2 separate regions of the Homo sapiens genome follow, and region 2 is linked to region 1. Evidence: read pairs that join two places in POLR2A ChIA-PET (ENCODE). Cell type or tissue: OCI-LY7. All regions are shown on one strand. Each heading gives the region's core, and the rest is flanking DNA. Links, peaks and the distances in the headings are about the cores only.

Region 1 (2,920 bases), core at 325-2,824:
TGACCTTGAATGTATTGGTCTGTTCTTATGCTGCTAATACAGACATACCCGAGACTGAGTAATTTATAAAAGAAAGAGGTTTAATTGACTCACAGTTCTGCAGGGCTGGGGAGGCCTCAGAAAACTTACAATCATGGTGGAAAGGGAAGCAAACATGTCCTTCTTCACATGGCGGCGGCAAGCAGAAGGGCCGACCAAAAGGGGGAAAGCCCCTTGTGAAACCATCAGATCTCGTTTGAACTCGCTGTCACCAGAACAGCATGGAAGTAACCATGCCCAAGGTTAAATTACCTCCCACCGGGTCCCTCCCAGGACAGGTGGGGATTATGGGAACTACAATTCAAGATGAGCTTTGGGTGGGAACACAGCCAAACCATATCACTGAGCAAGTCAGTATGTGTTCACTGGGGAAAGAGGAGAAAATTAATACATGTGCTAGGTCTACTTAAAAGGTGCAGCACAAATAGAAGTTTTATCATTTTTTGGGATCTCTGGGAGTAGAAGTTCACAGAACCTGAATACTCACCTTTCATGCTTCTCTTTTACAATTGTAGTCTGTGAGAAGTGTGGGGCTGCTTGCATGTCACACTGGCGGAATCTTGGGCTCTTCCTCTTTTGAACTCTGAAGGCATTTTGTCTGTATGGCTGATATGAAAGTTGCCTTGCAATATCGCTCACTGTGTGCCTGTCCTAATTAACCTACTACTGACAATCCCTTGAAAACAGGGACTTTGAAGAGTGTAAAGGATGTTTCAGACACAGCAGCCAGCACAATTCTTGATAAAAATAGCAGGCATTGAGTAAATAGCTATTGAGTGAAAGGAAGGTTGTTAGAAATCTCTTAATGAGGCCGGGCGTGGTGGCTCACGCCTGTAATCCCAGCACTTTGGGAAGCCGAGGCGGGTGGATCACCTGAGGTCAGGAGTTCGAGACCAGCCTCACCAACATGGAGAAACCCCATCTTTACTAAAAATACAAAATTAGCCAGGCATGGTGGCGTATGCCTGTAATCCCAGCTACTCGGAAGGCTGAGGCAGGGGAATCACTTGAACCCGGGAGGCAGAGGTTGTGGTGAGCCGAGATCGTGCCACTGCACTCCAGCCTAGACAACAAGAGCAAACAAGAGCAAATCTCAAAAAAAAAAAAAAAAAAAAAAAATCTCTTAATGAAAGTTAAGGCAACGTTCTTAAGAATGAATTATGGGGGATAAAAGGAATCCTTGGAACACATCTTGAGGCTTCCATGATTTCTTCTTTATAAATCTGATGCAAGGGAATGGTGCCGAGACTTTCTTGAGCCGAGGTCTCCATCAGTGGCACATGTGTGGAGGGCACCCTGGGATGGCCCATGGCTGTGGTGGTGGAGAACCACATGCCCCAGCTCTGGAGTCCTACTGCATATCCTGGGAGTCCACGGAGCCTAGCTGCTGGCTCACGTCTGTGCTGCTCTGCAATTTTAATGGGCTAATTGGTGCCCATGACAGTTAATTTGCCAGCTAAACCAAAACCACAACTAAAAAAGGACAGTAACTTCTTTATTTTTTTTTTTTAATTACAAAAAAAGTTTTTAAGACAGAGTCTCGCTTTGTCACCCAGGCAAATGGTGCGATCTCGGTTCACTGCAACCTCTGCCTCCCAGGTTCAAGCGATTCTCCTGCCTCAGCCTCCTGAGTAGCTGGGACTACAGGCACAAACCACCACACCCAGATGATTTTTGTATTTTTTAAATAGAGACAGGGTTTCACCATGTTGGCCAGGCTGGTCTCGAACTCCTGACCTCAGGTGATCTGCCTACCTCGGCCTCCCAAAGTGCTGGGATTACAGGTGTGAGCCACCGTGCCCAGCCTGAGAACAGTAACTTCTATATCACCAGTATAGGCCAATAGTGACAGTGAGTTGTGTTTTAATTTGGGGATAGTAACATTTGTAAAAGACTATGGGTCTCAAATAAGGTCTCAAATGGATTCTAGTTCCTGGCTTTTTCGTCTGTGACCATGGGCAGGTTACTATAACTATTTTCTTGACTCTTAAAACAAGGGATGAGGCAAAATAGTTTAAAATTTTTTCCTTCTCTCTCTGAAATTCTTGTATTTAACGTGATTGAAGTGACAATATAAGAACTACAGGAGTGTACATTTCCTCCAAAATTTTATGAAGCGAAAAAAGCAAAGTAATGGATCAAACATTCCATTTTGGTTTTGCAGCCAGTCCCATTCCCTCCTTAAATAGAGTCAGGTCTTGACTGCGGTAGAGAACGTGTTTGTTAAGGCTTCCTAATAATAGCAGGCTGTCTCAATATAAAGTTCACAAAGAACCTTAAAAACATGAATTATCCCTCACATCACCCTGATGGAGCAGAGATGTGTTATTATCATTTTACTTTCACAGCTGGGTAAATCAAGGTATAGAGACACATCAAGCCTCTGGTAGCTTGGACAAGGTCATAGTCAGTGGCACACACAGATAGAACTGTGTCTTCCTGTTTTTCCTTCCATGTAGGGAAAAATGTCTGGATTTTAACTGCTTTTTTTTCCTTTTAAAGATTTATCTATTAATATACATAGAGTAAAACCCAGTTATAATTTGCCTTGCAGTAAAGCAAATTTAGATGTGATCGGATTGCTGATAGTCCTTGTCTTCTCATCTGGATTCTTATCTGAGGGTTGGGACTGATGATCAGAAAGGTCTTGTGATCATCTGGGGCTTTCTCAGTTCAGGGAAAGGTCAGTTATTTACAGTCATAGCTTCGCTATCTATTCTTGTTCCTTTTTTGATGGTTCATACAGATTTTCATTAACCTTGCAATCATGTGGCCATATATTTCCTGTGATTTGTTTCTTTGGAACCCTCTTATGGTGGAGTTTTGCTGTTAATTCTAATTTCTCTCCTGTAATATCTACCCTGACTTCCTTATCTTCTTT
Region 2 (2,920 bases), core at 138-2,637, 270 kb before region 1:
TCTGTCTGGGTAACACAGAGGCCTTGTTTAGGTGAAAGCATCTTGTGTTTCTGTGTCAGTTAAGCCATGCGTGGTGATGGAGGCAGCACTGTCTGGACTGGTCTCAGAGCAATTCCTTTTTTTTTTGAGACAGGGTCTCTCTCTGTCGCCCAGGCTGAAGTACAGTGGGATGATCTCGGCTCACTGCAACCTCCACCTCCTGGATACAAGCCATTCTCCTGCCTCAGCCTCCCAAGTAGCTAGGATTACAGACATGTGCCGCCACGCCAGGCTAATTTTTTTTTTCTCTTTTAATTTTGATATTTTTAGTAGGGTTGGGGTTTCATCGTGTTGGCCAGGCTGGTCTCAAACTCCTGACCTCAAGTGATCCACCCGCCTCGACCTCCCAAAGTGCTGGGATTTCAGGCATGAGCCACCATACCTGACCCAGGTACCCAACTTTAAAGAAGAAAGTTTGGTCACAATACCATCTCCTTTTTAAGGGATGAATTGTTTAGGTTCATTTGGCGGTTTTCTAATCTTAACGTTCCGTGGCTTAACATTCAGCACTGAGAACTGAGGATTTGAATTCTGATTTGAGAACTTGATCTGATGAATGTAATGAAGGCATTTCTTTCTCCACCTCCCTTTCCTGGAGGTGCTGCGTACCTTTGCCTTTACTGTATCCTCAGATCAGCTTAGTGGGGCTCCTGCCTGTAGCGAGAAACTAATACCCTCTGTCAAATCTCCTGTATGCATATTTTTAAGCTCCAGATGAACGTTCCTTTTTAAAGAACTTTTACAACAGATTTGTTGTAAGACGTTAAGCTAGAAAGAAGTATTATCCTACACTGCTCTTATACTCTTGTGTTTGGGGTTGGTGGCCTGATTTTTCTTTTGAGGATATGTCTCATCGATGTAATTCTAAAACAATTTTAAACCCACAGATTAAGAACATATGTTTCTTCATGGCACATGTTGAGAAAGACTTCAACTCATTCTGCAGTCTTTACTGAAGAATGTCTTTAAAGCAAAATTGCAACTGGTCAGCTCTATTATCTACAAATTTTATCAAGTCTTGACCCAGAGAGTCAGACCAAAGGCTTATCTGACCTTGTATTCTTCCTCTGACAAAGGCCCCAGTTTTTTCAATTGTTGTGTGGGAAAGGTGGGTGGGGTGGGGAGGGTGATGAGGCGGAAAGATGTTTTCCTTCCCTTGTGTCAGTCACAGAATGTCAGGAATGTTCCTCAAAGGTAGATCTTCAGCATGACCTTTGCTAACTCCTTCTTGAATTTATTTATAGTTTATCTGCTACCTCTTGGGACATAAGTTTCAAATGCTTATTATCTGCAGTAGTACAGTACTTCCTCTTTTTGTCCTAAAATCATTTCTTTCAAGCTTCAAGGAGCACCCTGGGTCTCAGTATTTGGAAGCGATGATTACATCTGTATTTTCTCCATTCGGTTCAGCTTGATCCCAGAGGCTCTGATGGTATCTGCTCAGCCTTTGTCAAGACTGAGCAGGCTAATTTTAGTTTAGAAAATGGAAATTTTTCAAAGGAAACTTCCTCCACTAGACAAATTGTTTTTGACCTGAGGTTTTGATCAGGGTACAGTGGTCCTCATTGTTGAAATGCAGGAACACTTCTTGTTGACCGCTAACAAAGGGTTAAACATCACGGGCAGTGTTAGAACAAGTTAAAAACAGAACCTATCCAAAGCATATAACGTGCACTCCAAAATAAGCCAGGCTCGCTCCTTGTTAATGGGATCATTGCAGACATGCCAAATTCTACAACTAGTCAATTGTATACATATGGTAAAACTTTTCATACCATTCAACATTTGCTGCAATATGATTTTAATTACATACAGATTGGGTAGCTGGAAGAAAGCACTGGAATTAAATAGAAGAAAGTTCAACACAAGCTCTTTTATAAGCGGCCCTGGTTTAGGTTAGGATGTATGCAAATGACTGCCAGGGACAGGAAGAGGAATGTGTGGTTTGGAGGACTCTGGGGATGGGACATGACTCATCTTCAACCTGGGAACACAGTTGTTTATCTGGAAGGGAGAGTTTACAGAAACGGTGATTATATTCCTTTTGAAGTTGCAACTTATGCTGATGCTTGCACCTTGTTACTTACATTCTTCCTTCCCAAGTATAGGGTAGTCTCTGCAGACAAAGTTGCTCTCTGGGCAAAAATTGCATTCAGTTGGAAAAGTGGTGGGGGTTGGATATGAGAGAATGGTACTTCTGAAAATGGTACTTCTGAAACTCCCCCCCCTTTATTAGGCTGTGTTTCTTGTTTCTTTGAAGTTAATTTTACATAATGATTTCAAACGTGGTGCTGTTTATTTTATGCAAGAAAAGAGCTGGGAAGCACATTTTGTTTCAGATTCTGAAATGGCGATGGCCGTTGTGGGAGCGTGGATGGGCCTTTGCCTTTTACAGAGGGGGAAACCGCCACTCTGGAATGTGCTTTCCTCAAACTTTCATGGCATATCTTTGGTTTTTCTCATAACTTACTGGAATGGCTTTTACTGACTAAATATCTTTTTGGTGAGCCGCTCTGCATCTCAGCTTTCTCTTTTGTGAAATGAAGATAACATCCCCCAGCGCTTACTTCATGAGGTTTTTGTCTGAAGAAGTTTGAAGACTTCAAGACACAAAACCTGACTGAACTGCAGAGCCTGCGAGCATCTCCCAGGGAAAAGATGGAGTTAGTGTAAGAAGGATGTGGAACGAGCCCTGCTTTCTAGAACCAGTCCTGTCATCACAGCAGGCCATCTCCAGGATGGGGATGGGGGTGCCGGGAAGCTTAGTGTAGGGGCCAGCAGAGGCTCCAGGGAGAAGGGGACTGGGCCTCCTGGGAGCCCCAGTCACAGAGTGGGTGAGCCAGTGGATCCCAGGTGTGGGGGAAGACAACAGACCCACCCC

What was found. Peaks named below come from ENCODE experiments on the same cell type or tissue, not always from the same donor. Only the 100,000 strongest peaks of a DNase experiment are listed, where the experiment ranks them.
Region 2: POLR2A ChIA-PET joins it to region 1 with 5 read pairs; 3 of 35 experiments call an interaction of 5 or more read pairs at or near these places.

The regions. Positions count from the first base shown.
Region 1 is chr6:155,197,533-155,200,452 of GRCh38, forward strand. The region is part of intron 14 of TIAM2 (TIAM Rac1 associated GEF 2); the gene reads left to right. Among named protein-coding and RNA genes, the nearest start is that of CLDN20, 65 kb to the right of the region's middle. In OCI-LY7, for the core only: no CTCF peak of the experiment used is centred there; no DNase peak of the experiment used is centred there.
Region 2 is chr6:154,930,883-154,933,802 of GRCh38, forward strand. No RefSeq gene overlaps it. Among named protein-coding and RNA genes, the nearest start is that of TIAM2, 63 kb to the right of the region's middle. In OCI-LY7, for the core only: no CTCF peak of the experiment used is centred there; a DNase peak (open chromatin) is centred at 1,379.